Regions from separate parts of the Homo sapiens genome. Here region 2 is linked to region 1. Evidence: chromatin contacts called from ENCODE Hi-C or POLR2A ChIA-PET data. All regions are on one chromosome and are shown on one strand. The core of a region is the stretch at or near the end of the contact, and the rest is flanking DNA. Distances in the headings are between cores, read along the strand shown.

Region 1 (7,505 bases), core at 2,514-5,013:
CGGCCTGGCTGACGAGGCTCCAGACCAGCTGTTTGCCACACACGCCCCCGTACTGCAGGGTTGACCAGTGAGGGCCTCAATCTTCCGCAGGGAACGCCGGGCCACAACGTCGACGCACGACCCTGGGGGTTCCTGCCATAAAACAGTGAGGGATTCTGGCCAGGCTGCTCTGCCCTCTGTTCCGGTGAGCCTGGGCATGGTGCCCACTCTTGGGTTCGGTTTCCTTATTGCGCACACAGACAGCAGCAGGCCTGACTGCAGGAGGCACCGGCACCCATGGGCGGCCGGCACTGCCCCTACACACCAAGAACATGGCACCCAGGTCCCGCTGCTTAGGCCGGAAACTCCTGTCACATAAGCTTTTACTCGTCCAGATTTCAGCCATTCCTGGGAGTGACATCTGTGCTGAGGGGAAGCTCAGTGTCAGTGTCAGGCATCCCCGACCACCTCGGGCAGCCTCGGTCCTCCCAGGAGCCGTCACGGCCCGAGAACGCCGCTGCCCAGATGTGAACCGGGTGTCCAGGATACGCAGGCTGCACAGTGGCGTGAATGAAGGGCAGGGCTGAACTCCAGGGCCTACGGACAATCGCTGCACAGCCGGGCCAGTGGCTGACCCTGCTTCCTCGCTGTCCACTGGGGGTAGTGGCGTTGTCACCAGGAGGTCAGCACCGGGCAGGGTGCTACTTCAGCATCTGCTCAACGCAGTAATCACACTAGGGACCCGAGTCCACACGTCAGGAAGACAGGTGTGTCTTCAACTCTGAGCCCTGTGAAAATGCCGCTTTCCGCTAACACACTCCGGCTCCCACAGCACAGCAGGGCATGCCCGACACCCCAGGACGCCCGCGGTATGCACGTCTGTGTGCAGTGAGCACACCCCTAGCACCTACACACCTCGGTGGCAGCACATGGAAACGCCCAGGCCCGCGGTGGGAAGGAGCCAGCCCCAGGACGGATGCAAAGTCAGGTTGAATGCAGAGGCCTGTCGCTGGCAGCCGGCCTCTCCAGGTCTGGCTTCGAAGCTTCCCCGACAGGGCAGGCGTTTCTGTGTTCTCCTGATCTGTACATCTTTACTACATGTCTGCTGAGACAATCTGCCTAAGGGTAAGCCTCCCTCAGTTCAATGTCTTTTAACAAGGGGAGTTTCCACAGAATACATTTGGTTATGTGTTTAATTACAAGTGTTTCAATAGCTATAAACATTGTAAAATTCAGTATCAAGTGAAATATTTGGAGAGCCCCTATGGCAACTTGGAAAAACCCTGGGATTCTGAGGAACAGGGAGTAGCGCACAGTCCCAGTAAAATCCAGAACTTTCTAGAAGGAGATAAATGCAGGATGACTGCCTGCTTGCCCTGGGCCAGCTCAGCCAGAAAACCATGTCCCTGAAAGATGGGAAACTGGTTCCTTGATACAGCAGAAAAACACTGATTCTACCCCAAATGTACTCACAAGACAGAAGAACGTGCATATGTCAAGGAGAAATGTTCAATGCTGGGCACCAGGCTTAAAATATCCGCTTGACCCAGTGGCTTAAAAGCAGTTCCTTCTGAATTGAACAGAGAATCCCTGCGGAGATCAAAGGAGCCTCAGCTCGTTTGAAAGAGTCTGAGCTGGTTTTATGAAGCTGTGCTCCGGAGGCAAGGCCGCTGGGACTTCCTGCTGTATCTCGGGCTCCCCTGTGGAAGGCCTATTAGAGCCTCACAGCTTCACTTTATCTCTACTTCATCGTTTGCTAAGTGACAGCACCAACATTTAAAATGACTGTTTAATACTGTGGAGGGAAAAGCAACCTGGGAAGAACTACTTTTTAAAATAATTGCAGGCCGGGCATAGTGGCTCACGCTTGTAATCCCAGCACTTTGGGAGGCCCTGAGGTCAGAAGTTCGAGACCAGCCTGGCCAACATGGTGAAACCCTGTCTCTACTAAAAATATTTTTAAAAATTAGTCAGGCATGGTGGTGCGTGCCTATAATCCCAGCTACTCGGAAGGCTGAGGCAGGAGAATCGCTTGAACCCAGGAGACGGAGGTTGCAGTGGGCCGACATGGTGCCGTTGCGCTCCAGCCTGGGCAACAGAGTGAGACTCCGTCTCGAAAAAAATAAATAAATAAAATAAAATAGTTGCTTTAAAGAAAGAGAGAGAGAGACACAGACCCAGTTGAAGCCGATACTGCAATCCCACAGGAAACCTTGTAGTGATGAGCGCGTCTCATCACTTTGCACCAGGAGGTGGAAAGTATCACACAAATGTCACACAAAACGTCGAACTGAGCATCACTCCAGCACAACCAGGCTACCAAACTTCCCGCGACGTGTGTGGCACAAAGGCTGTGCAAAGAAGAACTTCTGCAACCTGACCCTTTCCTTCCACACGTGAGGGAAGCAGACGATGGAAGGAAAGGGAGACGTCCAATGCCCACGGCCTACAACCAACGCGTGGGCAACGCCCGGGGCCAGCAGCTCCGGAGCCCTCTGGGACGGTGACTGCCCACGCGCCCCGCTGGCTGCATCTCGGCCTGGCAGGCTCCCCTCACTTCCATACTCATTTGAGAGCCTCACTTGAGGTTCGTAGCTCCTGACACGTTGGGCTTATGAAACATGTATCCGTGTGATCACATGTCACCGTGATCACAGAACCGTTCTCTTCCAAACCAGTTCTGGGTTGTAGGGACTGGGGAGAGAGGGAGTTGGAATCGCCAGCTGCCCCTGGCCAGGGGATCCAGAGGTTTTGAGCGTGAACTGACTTTTCTCAGAGCTCTGCTCTGTAGGCTGCGCACGCGGGCCCCGCACAGCTGTGGGGTGAAGGGTCTCCGCCAGTGGACCCGGCCAACCACATCCCACAGTGAGGCGCAGGCTTCACTTGCAGATGAGGTTCCGGAGCTGCCCCCAGACCTCCGCTGGGAATCTTCCCGAACGCAGACTGAGCTAGTCGAGAACACTAAAGGAGAAACTCCAGTCTGGCCACCAGCCAGTCACCTTCCCTCAGCCCCTGGGAGACGCGAAGGAGGCTCCCGGGCCGGCTCCTCGGATTTTGGCAGGGGCCGCACGCGGCAGGGATGTGGCGTGCGGGCGTCCAGTTACAGTGGGAACCTTCACCGTCAGCACAGCGCTGTGTCGGGGACAGCAGGAGCGCCTCGCCTCTCCAGGCCGCCCCCCGCCCCGCAGCCAGGACGCAGACCCCCGACCTGCGCACGGACGGGTGACCCTCCACCTGCCCAGCTCTCCTGGGAACTCCTGGGCCAGGGCCCGGGCCGGCCCCGCCTCGCATAGCCCCGAGCCGGTCCTGGCAGGCGCGGCCGTGCAACTTCGGGGCTGCGGGTGGAACCGGGAGCCCAGGAGCCCAGGCCGGAGGCTCGAGGCGGCGACAGGGGTAGGGCCGGGTGCGCTGTCGCCAGCAAGCCTTGTCCTGCCCTGCCCGCCCCGCCTTGCCCGGGCCCCAGCAGGAAGGAGGGCTGCGTGGGGGCGCCGCGGCCGCGAGACCGCGCGGAGGAGTCTCGAGGGAGGGCGGGGGTCGTGGTGCGCGGAGGTGACACTGGCGGATGTCCCGGGCCCGCCCGGCACTCACAGTACACGAAGGCTAGGGCCTTCAGGAGCACGATCCGGGTCAGCCAGAAGGTGCCCGTGTGGAGATGGGCCGGAGAGCCTGCGGGGCCACGCCCCGGCGCGGGCGGCGACTCAGGCTCCGGATCCGAGTACCCAGTCTTCCGCCTCCTCAGCGACTCCGCGGGCGCCGCCATTGTTGGGCTGTCAGGGCGCATGTGCGGGGAGGGCGCACTCCCGGAGGCCCCGCCCATTCTCGGAGGCCCCGCCCATTCTCGGAGGCCCCGCCTCTCCCTGGCCGGCCCTGCCCACGGCCGAAGGCCCCACCCACACCCCGGGAGGCCCCGCTCACAGTCCCGGAGGCACCGCCCCCTCCAGCCGGCCCCGCCCACGCGCGGGAGCGGGTGCCCGGAGCCTGCCTCCTTCGCAGTTCTCGCTGGGCGCTGCTGCGGGTAGGGCGCGGGGCCGGGTACCTGGGAGGTGGTGCGCGTCGCCCGACCCGAGCTCACTGGGGCAGGCACGCGTGCCTTCCGTCAGTCCGAGTTGCAGAGGCCAGGTGCCCTCCCCCAGCCAGGCGCCTTCCCAGCTGTGGTCCTGGGGAAGGTGGGCTGCACAGGCCCTGGCGGTGCTACCACTGCGTGCCCCTGCCTCACAGCTGACACTCACTCTCTGCGGAGGAGGGTGCTAGGGCGATCGTCGCAGCCAGCAAGGGACAGAGTAGGCAGGGCTGTGCCTGGAATGCTCGGGGGACCCTCCCCTTTCTCCCAGCCTGAGCACCCTTCCGCCTTTGCACAACCCAGCTCCTGCCTGCCCTTGGGACTGGACTTCAAGCTGTGGGGGAAGAGGGGGACTCAGGACTCAGGAGGGAAGGGCTAACTGCCCAATGCCCCAAACAGAACATGAAGGAGGACGCCAGCACTCTACACTCTGATGACTGGAGCGGGGTTCTGGAGGCTGATGTGAAGCGGGTGCTAGGAAGGGCTGGGGTCACAGGCATTCCTTAGAGGAAAGAAAGGGCGTGAGGCTAGAGTAGGCATTGGAGACCTAGGGGTTAGTGAATAAACTGTGGGGCACTTAGGTGGAAGTGCAGATTTCTCCTTATTCATTTGTCAGCACTCTTTACGTATGAAAAATCCTGTTCTTTTGTGTATATTGGAAATATTTGTCCTGGTTTTTTGTTTTTGTTTTCATGTATTCTTCTCTTTTGCCTCTCTAGCTTTCCTAGTGTTTTGGCGTATCAATTATCGCCACTGGGTTGGTCAAATGACCCGTCTTTATTGCTTGTTTAATTACCTGTTTAATTATATCTTCACCACCTGCAGTGTGAGCCTTGTGTGGGCAGGGACTGACTGTGGACATCGGGCCCCCAAATCCAGGCCTGACCAGCAGTGGCCCGAGCTTCCTCTCAGCCTCCACCTTCCCTGTGTTGCTGGGGCCGTAGCATACGTGTACATCTTATGGTTTAATTCATTTTTAGTTTCCATTTCTTTTCTATGAAACCCCCCTTAGGAGCCCAGCTGTGAAATGGGACCCTGTTAAAGATGTTGCAACGGGTACGAACACACAAACATCCTCCGCATGCTGGCCCAGCCTCCGGGAGCGTGGTGTGTGCCTGAGGGCTCGGAGCCTTGGGGATCGCAGGAGGCATCGGCCCTGGCTGGCGCCCGGCACCCAAGTCCCTCCACAGAGCCCACGACCCGTACCTCTCCTCGTGACCTGGGGGCCAGCTTAGGAAGGGCCGGCACAGCCCACACTGTTCCCCTCATCTGTGGGGAACAGGGAGCCCCACACCCTGGGACCACGCCTGCAGAGCGGGCCCTGTCTGGGTGCCAGGCCTGCTAGGGGACGGACGGCGAGAGGGACTGCCCTGCGTCAGGTGTGGCCCTGCGCTGTCCTCAGGTGGGGCTGCCCTCACAAGGAGGCTTTGTGCACAGCTTCCCCTCGCTGGGCCGAGCTGCTCTCCCCGCGAAGGGCACAATGGGGCATTGTGCAGAGCAGAAAAGGGCCTCTTGTTCCAGCTTCCAGCGCTCCGGGCTCCGGCTCTGCATTTGCCCAGGGTGGGAGCAGTCAGCGGAAGGGTCTGCTGGGAGCTCCTGTTCTCTCTGAGCTCAAGTTTCCCTCAGGGTCTGCTCTCTTGAGACGCTGACCGCAGGGGTCCCATCCACTGCCCAGAATGGCTCCAGAGCAGGTCACCGGGGGCAGGGCTTGGGCCGGGGAGAGGTGGACCAGCAGCTCTGGTCGTGCCCATTTCAGCCTGAATTTAATCAAAAGTGCACTGGGTTATGATTCAGCCATCAAAAAGAATCCAGGAGCCGGGCGCCTGTCATCCCAGCACTTTGGGAGGCCGAGGCAGGTGGATCACCTGAGGTCAGGAGTTCAAGACCAGCCTGGCCAACATGGTGAAACCCCGCCTCTACTAAAAATACAAAAAAATTAGCCAGGTGTGGTGGCGGGCACCTGTAATCCCAGCTACTCGGGAGACTGTGACAGGAGAATCGCTTGAACCCGGGAGGTGGAGGTTGCAGTGAGCCTAGATCGCGCCACTGCACTCCAGCCTGGGCCACAGAGCGAGACTCTGTCTCACTAAAATAAAACATAAAATAAAAAGGAATCCAGTTCTGACACGTGCTACAACACAGATGAACCTCAGAACATCAAGCTCAGTGGGACAGGACAGACGCGGAGGTCATGAGTTGCGTGAGCCCATTTACATGAAATGTCCGGGGTGGGCAAAGCCACGGGGAAAGGAGGGAGCTCTGTGGTCCAGGTCTGGGGACGGGGAGTGGGGAGCCAGTGGTCCGGGGGTAGGACGTTTTCTTTTGGGCTGATGAGAATCTTCTGGAACTAGGCGATGGCTGCCCAGCACTGTGAGGTGCTAAACACCGAGTCGTTCACTGGCAAATGGCTTATTTCATGCTATGTGAATTTCGCCTCGAATTTTAGAAAAGTAAAATGAGGCCGGGCACCGGGGCTCACGCCTGTAATCCCAGCACTTTGGGAGGCCGAGGCGGGTGGATCACGAGGTCAGGAGATCGAGACCATCCTGGCTAACACGGTGAAACCCCGTCTCTACTAAAAATACAACAACAACAACAAAATTAGCCGGGCATGGTGGCGGGCGCCTGTAGTCCCAGCTACTCGGGAGGCTGAGGCAGGAGAATGACGTGAACGCGGGGGCTGGAGCTTGCAGTGAGCCGAGATCGTGCCACTGCCCTCCAGCCTGGGCGACAGAGCGAGACTCTGTCTCAAAAAAAAAAAAAAAAAGTAAAATGAAAACAAAAGACAACAGACAGCCCTGCACTGGTGTTTCAGAATCGCCCGGAAGGCGCTGTCACCTGTCGGAATACATCATGTCATTTACGCTCACCTTACTTCTTTGTCTATATTAAGGCGCATCTAGCAGTTTAAAAATAACATTTAGATACAGGTGTGTCTTATTCTCTAAGAAGGCACTTCACTTAAAAACAGGCTTCTCTGCAAACCCAGAGTGAGCTGCAGCGGCCGGGAGATCGGCCAGGTGTGGTCCTTTCACCCTGCAGCTCAGTGTCCTGTGACCACAGGCACGTGGGCCCTGCCCTGAGCGCCTCACACCAACCCGAGGCGGGAGGAGGAGGAGGGCGTCCTGAGAGTGCCCTGTCAAGCAAAAACTCTAAGAGAAAAAGCCAGGCTGACCCAGGAGAGGCCTGAGGGAGGGGAGTGGAGATGAGGCTCGGCCACCCCAGGGCTGCCCGGTGCTGGGGGAGAAGACGCTGAGAAGAGGAGGAGAATGGGGAGGAAGGGACGGACACCCCAAGAGCACGCAGGCTGAAGACTGGGCTGCCTCCCCGGAGACCGACCAGCCTGCCCTAGGTGGGACCCTGTCCCCGCCGTCCCGGCCTGCGCCAGCACAGCCCCCAGGACCCAGGCACACACAAGCCCGTGGCTGGCCACGCTCCCAGCAGCTGCGGGCCGGCTTCAGGGAGG
Region 2 (7,568 bases), core at 2,727-5,226, 130 kb after region 1:
AATCAATCCCTGCACACAGCTGGCACTCAATCAGTCCCTGCACACAGTCGGCGCTCAATCAATCCCTGCACACAGTCGGCGCTCAATCAATCCCTGCACACAGTCGGGGCACAACCAATCCCTGCACACAGTCGGCGCTCAATCAATCACTGCACACAGTCGGCACTCAACCAATCACAGCACACAGTCGTCGCTCAACCAATCACAGCACACAGTCGGCACTCAACCAATCCCTGCACACAGTCGGCGCTCAACCAATCACAGCACACAGTCGGCGCTCAATCAATCCCTGCACACAGTCGGCGCTCAACCAATCCCTGCACACAGTCGGCGCTCAACAAATCACTGCACACAGTCGGCGCTCAACCAATCACAGCACACAGTCGGCGCTCAACCAATCACAGCACACAGTCGGCGCTCAACCAATCCCTGCACACAGTCGGCGCTCAACCAATCACAGCACACAGTCGGCGCTCAACCAATCACAGCACACAGTCGGCGCTCAACCAATCACAGCACACAGTCGGCACTCAACCAATCCCTGCACACAGTCGGCGCTCAACCAATCACAGCACACAGTCGGCGCTCAATCAATCCCTGCACACAGTCGGCGCTCAACCAATCCCTGCACACAGTCGGCGCTCAACAAATCACTGCACACAGTCGGCGCTCAACCAATCACAGCACACAGTCGGCGCTCAACCAATCCCTGCACACAGTCGGCGCTCAATCAATCCCTGCACACAGTCGGCGCTCAACCAATCCCTGCACACAGTCGGCGCTCAACCAATCACTGCACACAGTCGGCGCTCAACCAATCACAGCACACAGTCGGCGCTCAACCAATCCCTGCACACAGTCGGTGCTCAACAAATCACAGCACACAGTCGGCGCTCAATCAATCCCTGCACACAGTCGGCGCTCAACCAATCACAGCACACAGTCGGCGCTCAACCAATCACAGCACACAGTCGGCGCTCAACCAATCCCTGCACACAGTCGGCGCTCAACAAATCACTGCACACAGTCGGCGCTCAACCAATCCCTGCACACAGTCAGCGCTCAACAAATCACTGCACACAGTCGGCGCTGAAGCTCCGCTGCCCGCCCACCCCACCACACCCACACCCACCCACACACACACACCCACACCCACCCCCACACACACACACACAGACACACACACACACGCGCGCGCGCGCCCGGTGCTCAGCCGCGGGGCCCCTCACCCGGCTACAGCTCGGCGGCCGGCTTGACCAGGTGGCCGCTGAAGGTGATGTAGAGGTCTCCGTGCTCGCCGTAGATGGCGTTGTCCCGGTCGCGCTGGAACATGCGCACCCAGACGGCGTCGCCCGCCGCCAGCAGCAGCATCAGGCTCTGGGCCTGCATGACGCTGCGCTCGCTGGGCTGCGCGTAGAGCACGGCCGCGGGCCGCCGGTTCAGCATGATGTGCAGGTAGGTCTCCTTGTAGTTCCAGGTGTGCACGTTGAGGCTGAGGAAGTAGACGCCGGGCACCGTGCAGAGGAAGCGGCCCGCGGCCAGGTCGAAGGCGCCGTCCAGGTTCACCAGCTCCGTGTCGAAGGGCACCGCCTGGAAGTGGTCGGAGCTGTGCAGGCCCTCGCGCCGGCCCACGGAGAAGGCGGCGTAGGCACGTCGGCACGCGGCGCCCGGCGGCCCCACCTGCCCCTTCTGGCCTCTGCGGCCCTGCAGGCCCCGGGCGCCTGGCGGCCCCTCTTTCCCGCTCCTGCCGGCCCGACCTCGGACGCCGGCCTCACCCTTCTCACCTGCAGGGGACAAACGAAAGCCACGGGTCGGGGCCGGGCTGGGCAGGCCTCCCCCATTCCAGCACCCAGGCCAGGGGCTGGGGCTCAAGGGTCACTGTAAGGACACACTCTTTGCAAGTGACGGCCCCTCTCCCAGTCTCCGCGTCCACGTCTGTAAGATGGGGAGAAGCCGTTCTCCAAAGGTGTGGCTAGACCAAGGCCTGTGGCAAGGCCGTCCCCACCGAGAGGGTGGGGACATGGGTGGTCAGGGCCAGCTACGGTCTGCGTTGGGTGTTAAAGAATGAGAAGGCTGGGAAGGTCCTACCCAAGCCTAACCTTAGTACAGCCTTCGGGACAGCGCAGCCGTGTCAAGGGGTCTCAGAGCAAGCGGGCTGCCCAGGCTCCCTTCCCAAGGGGCTGCTACTTTGGGGATCTCAGGAACCCTGGCCCCCTTCCCCAGGATCCTCAGCACCCCACTTTGGTTCATGGGTCCCTCCCCAAGCCAGGCTTCTTCCTGCTTGCGGGGGGAGCCCAGGGGTCCCTGTGCAGGGAGCGCTGCCAGGGCAGACACTGGTGCTCAGCGTGCCCCTCCCGCCCCTCCTCCCAAGCCCCAGGTGCTCCCCACTCCCTGTGGGCTGTTGGGTCCTGGTGGGGGAGCATGCAGGCAGCACCCACGGGCCTCACCTTTGAGGATTTCGATGTCTATAGTGGGCCGTACTCGAGGCAGCCCCCTCCACAGGTCCCCCCTCCACAGGTCCCTGTCACTCACCCGGGCATAGGGTCCAGGGGGCCAGGCCGGGCGGCAGCAGTGCACACAGGGCCTCCTGGGCAGCCCGGGCCAGGCCCCCACGGGCAGCAGCAGTGCTAGGAGCAGCAGGGCGGGGGCTGCCATCTTGGCCAGGGCTGGGGGAGAGGAAAGAGGGGAGGGACTGAGAAGGAGGTGCCCCAGCTGGAGCCCCCAGACCCTACGGCAGCCCGGCCCTGCCCCCGTTGGGAATACAGCCAGTGGAGGCGGGAGCTTCTGCCTGGGCACGGACGGTCCTGGCCCAGTGGGTGAGGCCAAGGCCGAGGCTCAGGGGCTGCTACACTCTGGGCCGCACCAGGCACCCTGCACACCTGGAGTCGGGGAGTCCTGGTCCCCAAAGCTGGGGCCCCCACACCCGGCAGATGGTGGGGAAGCCGTTGTGGGACACAGAGGTCTCTGAGACAGCCCTCTAAACTCAGGAGCGGGTAGCCGCCCAAGGCCCCACCCACTGTGGCTGGGCAGAGCCCTGGGGCGTGGTGGCTGGTCTGCTCCAGGGAAAGGCCCCCCAAGGCTGGCCTGGGGTGGGGGGCCCTGCACAGTGCACAGAGGCACCGTCTCAGCCAGGCCCAGAGAGCCTCTCGTCCGGAGCCCCCAGGGCAGGGCCTGCAGGGGCCTCGGGAGGCCACTCCTCTGCCTCCCCCAGACTAGGGAAGGATGGTCCCACCTTGGTGCCGAGGGGAAGCCAGAGCCAACCTGGGTCCCCCTGAGCAAGGTAGGCCCCCTCCCAACAGCAGCTGCCCCAACAAGCCTGGCCCCCCTGCCAGGTGGGCCTTGCCTACCCCACTCCCCTCACAGCCACATCTGGAGGCTTGGCCAGGAGTGTCTTCCGCTAGGGCAGGTGCACGGGTCGGGATCCTCAATATTCCCTGAAGATGGGCTCTGCTGGACAAAGATCTAGGCTGCCTCCTTCAGGAAGCCCTCTGGGATTGTAGCACAGGGCAAGGTCCTTCCTCCTGCAGTGGGTCATTCCAGGTGGGTGGAATGTCTCTGGCAGTTGAGACACCCTCTGCCTGCCTCCCCATGAGCTCAGCAGACCCTGACTCACCCCCTGGCCCCACTGGACACCACAAGAGCCCCCCTGGACTCCTCCGGCAGAGGGAGCCTGGCAGGAGTGGGTGTGTGCATGCACGGAGGCCTGCAGGAGCCCCCACGGAGTTCCCGGCCGTCCCAGCCCCTGGCCCTGCCTGGCAGACAATCAGGGCTGGATCATGCTCCGCTGGGGTTCAGGGGGAGCCCGACCTGCCCAGGGCGGCTGTGAAGACTCCCACAACCAGCCCCAGGCCCTGTGCTTCCTGTTACCGTCTCAGGGATGCTCCCTGCCTGGCCGGCCGTCTGTGTTACTGTCCCAGCAACCCAGCCGTCAAAGAGCCCTTTCATGCCCGCCTGGGCGCCCGTGGCTTCCTCTGGGCTGTCCAAGAGCAACAGGCCGAGAGGCCAGCTCCGCCGAGCCCTGGACAGGATCCTGGCAGGGCCCCTGTGTCCACTGCGAAGCCTGCCTCGCGGCCCCAGGGTCCTCCTGCCAGCCCCGTGCCCATGAGCGGGGCTGGGGCCCGGCGTCTTGGCCGGCTGGGTTGGGGGATGGTGCCGTGGGCACGCAGCTCTCCTCCATCGGGAAACCAAGCCTGCTGCCCGCCTGGGGTGCGGCGCCCTGAGGAGAAGCAGGCAGATGGAAGCTGTGGCTGGGCGGGCCCGGCGGGGGGGCTGTAGGCCGAGGCCCGTGTTCGGGGCCCAGACCAGGGCCTCCATGCTGCACGGGGCCCCCATGGCCACCAAGCCACCGGGTGACGCACAGCCCTCATGCTGCTGGCGGGGAAGCCAGGCTGGATGGAGCCCAGGAGCGCAGCCTCCCCAGGCTCCGTGGGGTCTCTTCATTCCCTCATGACACCCCTGGGGAGGCCCCGCACCAGCCCCGCCTCTCAGCGGATAAGGACTGGGCCGGACGACTCGCGGGAATGACTTCTAGGCCTCCCAGGCCTCAGCGGGCGGGGGCTCCATTCTCTGTGGGCCCCAGGCCAAGCCCACACAGCACCTTGGCCTTGTCCCGCTCCGACCCTGGGCCTCTGGACACGGACACGCGGCCATTCCCCACAGGTCCTTCCTCCACAAGCCGGCCCCTGTTGTGGGAGGTGCTGGACGTGGCAGGAGAATTGTGGCGGCCTTGCCTGAAAGCAGGCTGTGGGCGGGGAGGGGCCCCGAGCTGGCTCAGTCCCCTCGGCAGATTTGTGTGCGACCTGGGGTCCCGCTCTCCCCGCAGCCCCTCAGCTTGGCCTGGCCCTCAGCACCCCCATGCTAAAGACCGAGGAGGAAAGGAGGACAGGAGGTGAGGGGAGACCAAGGGGTCCCCCCTGTGGGAGCTTCGTGTGCCAGGCTGCGGGCAACGGGCTGGGGAGGGCTGTGGTGGGGACCGCACCAGCTGTAGCCGGTTCCAGGCTCCCCCCTCCAGGTGGCCCTGGGCGGTGACAGCTCACCCTTGGCAGCGGCACCCACTAGGCCCAGCGGCCCCCTCTGGGGACAGCCATCTTCACCCTGTTGGCTGTGGTGACACAGATGGGGTGTGAAGACCTGAGCGCCTGTGACTATGGCACCTGCATCCGACCGAGCCGGCTCAGCGTGGCTGTGCCCTGGGCGGCGAGAACACAGCTCTGCAGATGTGTCCCAGTGGGACAGTGTGCTCCTGGGGCTTGCAGAGAAAGACGGGCGGACGCCCACACTCTGCTGTGCCCTGGGTCTGAGCCTCAGCCTCCCATGCCCGTGAAATGGGCACCCATGGAGCTCAGAAGTATCCAGAGCGTCCCTGAGGCCTAGACACAGGGAACCCTGTGCCCCTCAGTGCCCCCCGACGCCAGCAGAACTGCCCCCTAAAAAGAGAGGCATGTTCCTGACAGTCCCCCTTGAGGGCAGGTCCCAGAGCCTCCCCACGCACAGAGCAGGGTGGAGGGAGGCTGAGGGGTGGGTGAACGGCCCGGGAAGGGTGCCTTTGGGTCCCTTGGGTTCGGGTGGCCCGGGATGACCCGTCCTGGGGAGAGTCCGTCTGGGCAGGCGGCTGGCAGGGCCGATGCCTGAACTATGTGGCACAGAAGCTGCAGGCCAGGCCTGAGTGGGGTGGGCAGGGAGCGCGGGGGGTGACTCAGTGGGGCAGGACAGCATGTCTCCTGGACAGAAATAGCCCTGGCCAGGCATGACCGCGGCATTGCCGTGGCGACGGGGGAGCGGCTGCTGCCGGGTGCCCTGGGGCCCACCCCCCACAGACACCCAGCAGCGTCCCAGGCGGGCCCCGGGAGGGCCGCCCCCTCTCCGTGCTGCGGGGCGCTTGTGCCAGTGAGGTGCGGGTGGAGGTGCCAGGCACTGGGGGAGGGGGCCTCAGCAAGACCCCCGACTCCACCCCTCTCTCCCAGCCTTCAGCTCCCTGCTGTACAGACTGGGGGCTCCTGGACGCCTGGGCTCACTCAGCCCCCGAGAGGAGTGGATGATCTTTCTAAAGGAAGGCGTTTGGGGTCCACCCAGAAAGTGGGGAGGGCTCCATCCCTGGGTTTCAGGATTTTACTACTAGACTGCGAAAGTCTGGGCCTCCTTTTTCAGCACAAGGCGGGCGGCCCCCGCGTGCCCTAGTCCAGTGGTCTGCCTGCACGTGGGGGAGTGGGGAGGTCAGGAAATTGGGGGCGGGGGTGTTGGCCCCTCTCCAGCCGGGGAGTCGCCCCCATTGCTGCAGCCATCAGCCTGGCCCTGACGTGGGAGCACAGTGGGCGCAGGGACCCCTGGGCTCAGTGTCCCCAGCTGTAAAGTGCACGTGAGGCCTGACATTGGAACCTGCCTTGTGCTCGGAACAGCGCCTGGCTCCGTGTTCCCAGGCTGGTGCCACCAGCCAGCCTCAGCGACTCCTTCCAGGCCCCCTCCCCCGTGCCCCAACCCTCGGCTTCTCATCAGCCACCCCCTCCCCGAGGGGACATGCCAGAGCGCTGCCTGGGCCTGGGCAATAATGAGGCCTGAGTGCGCGGCCGGCGCGGAGGGACCATTATCTCCCAAGGCTCTTAATGGCCACTGGCCGAGAGTACATGTGATGAGCCGCCACAGGAGGTGACAGCAGCCGGCAGCTCCCTGTGGGGCTGGAGCAGACACGGCACGGGGACCTCACCCCAAACCCACACCCACGGAGGCTGGCACGGGGTCTGAGTTCCACCCAGAGCCCTGGATGCGGGATGGGGCAGTGCCAGGCCACCCCTCCTGCAGCTGCCACCCACCCACACCCTCCCCCTCCCTGGCCATGGTGTCCCAGGTGGCAGGGAGTGAAGCCCCCACCCAGGAGCCTCCCGTGGCTCAGGGGCCTTTGAGTTCACCAGCTTCTGCCTGGCTCCAGGCCCCCCCATGCCAGGGGGACTGCAGAGAGGCGGTTCCTCGTTCCCCCGGCAGGTCACTGCTCCAGACCGTCTGGTGCTCTTGAGCAGCTTTGAGGGGCTGCGTGCACAGGACATGAGCTGCCTGCAGCCCCCGGGTGAGGCTCCACGCTGGGTCCTCTTCTCTGTTCCTGGCTGCTCAGACCCAGTGGCAACAGCACCCAGGGTGAATTTTAATGGCCCCAAAGAATGAGAGTCGGGCCCTGGTTGTCGCCGTGGTGACCGGCGGCTCCTAACGAACAACATGGCTTCCGTGGTGACAGGAGGTGACATTTTCTCTGGAACATCCTGTGCTGGAGAGAAGGTTCTGGAAGCTCTCAGGCCCACCTTTCAGGGTCAGGGTCTGCCCCTCTGGGAGGGGCCAGGTGGGCAGAGGAATCGTTGCTGCCCGGCAGTGGGGCTCCGAGCTGGTGGGGGGCCCGGTCCGGTCAGCAATGAGCCTATCGCAGCACGGCCTCTCCCAAATCACAGCAGCTGCCCTGCTCCCTGGGCGGTCCCGGGGCTGCAGGAGAAAGGGCAGGAGGACCCATCCGTGCTAAGGCTTGGAGCTGAATCACGTGGCAGGGCCTGGGCTTTCCCGGGCCTCGGCGTCCTGTCTGCAAAACGGGG

Evidence for each region. A loop is a pair of places that touch in the nucleus more often than their neighbours do. ChIA-PET counts read pairs that join two places held with the same protein, here RNA polymerase II (POLR2A). Pooled maps may share reads with other maps.
Region 2: a map of ascending aorta shows a loop between it and region 1 (5-fold over the local background). The contact joins the promoter of C1QTNF8 here to the promoter of LMF1 in region 1. A Hi-C loop is called at or near these places in 2 of 168 maps with a recorded cell type or tissue (ascending aorta and gastrocnemius medialis), 4 of 37 single-sample maps with no recorded cell type and 9 of 50 pooled maps. POLR2A ChIA-PET finds 5 or more read pairs at or near these places in 1 of 52 experiments (PC-3).

The regions. Positions count from the first base shown.
Region 1 is chr16:967,221-974,725 of GRCh38, forward strand. It overlaps LMF1 (lipase maturation factor 1), which reads right to left and starts at 3,764. Exons shown (of 11, transcript NM_022773.4): 1 at 3,568-3,764. The coding sequence starts at 3,760. It overlaps LOC124903620 (a long non-coding RNA gene), which reads left to right and starts at 6,849. Exons shown (of 2, transcript XR_007064935.1): 1 at 6,849-7,391. RefSeq lists enhancers at 1,969-2,960, 4,943-5,933 and a silencer at 3,006-4,175.
Region 2 is chr16:1,092,268-1,099,835 of GRCh38, forward strand. C1QTNF8 (C1q and TNF related 8) reads right to left here and starts at 3,977. Exons shown (of 5, transcript NM_207419.3): 1 at 3,889-3,977; 2 at 3,348-3,521; 3 at 2,448-2,666; 4 at 1,230-1,784. The coding sequence starts at 2,655. The coding sequence ends at 1,234.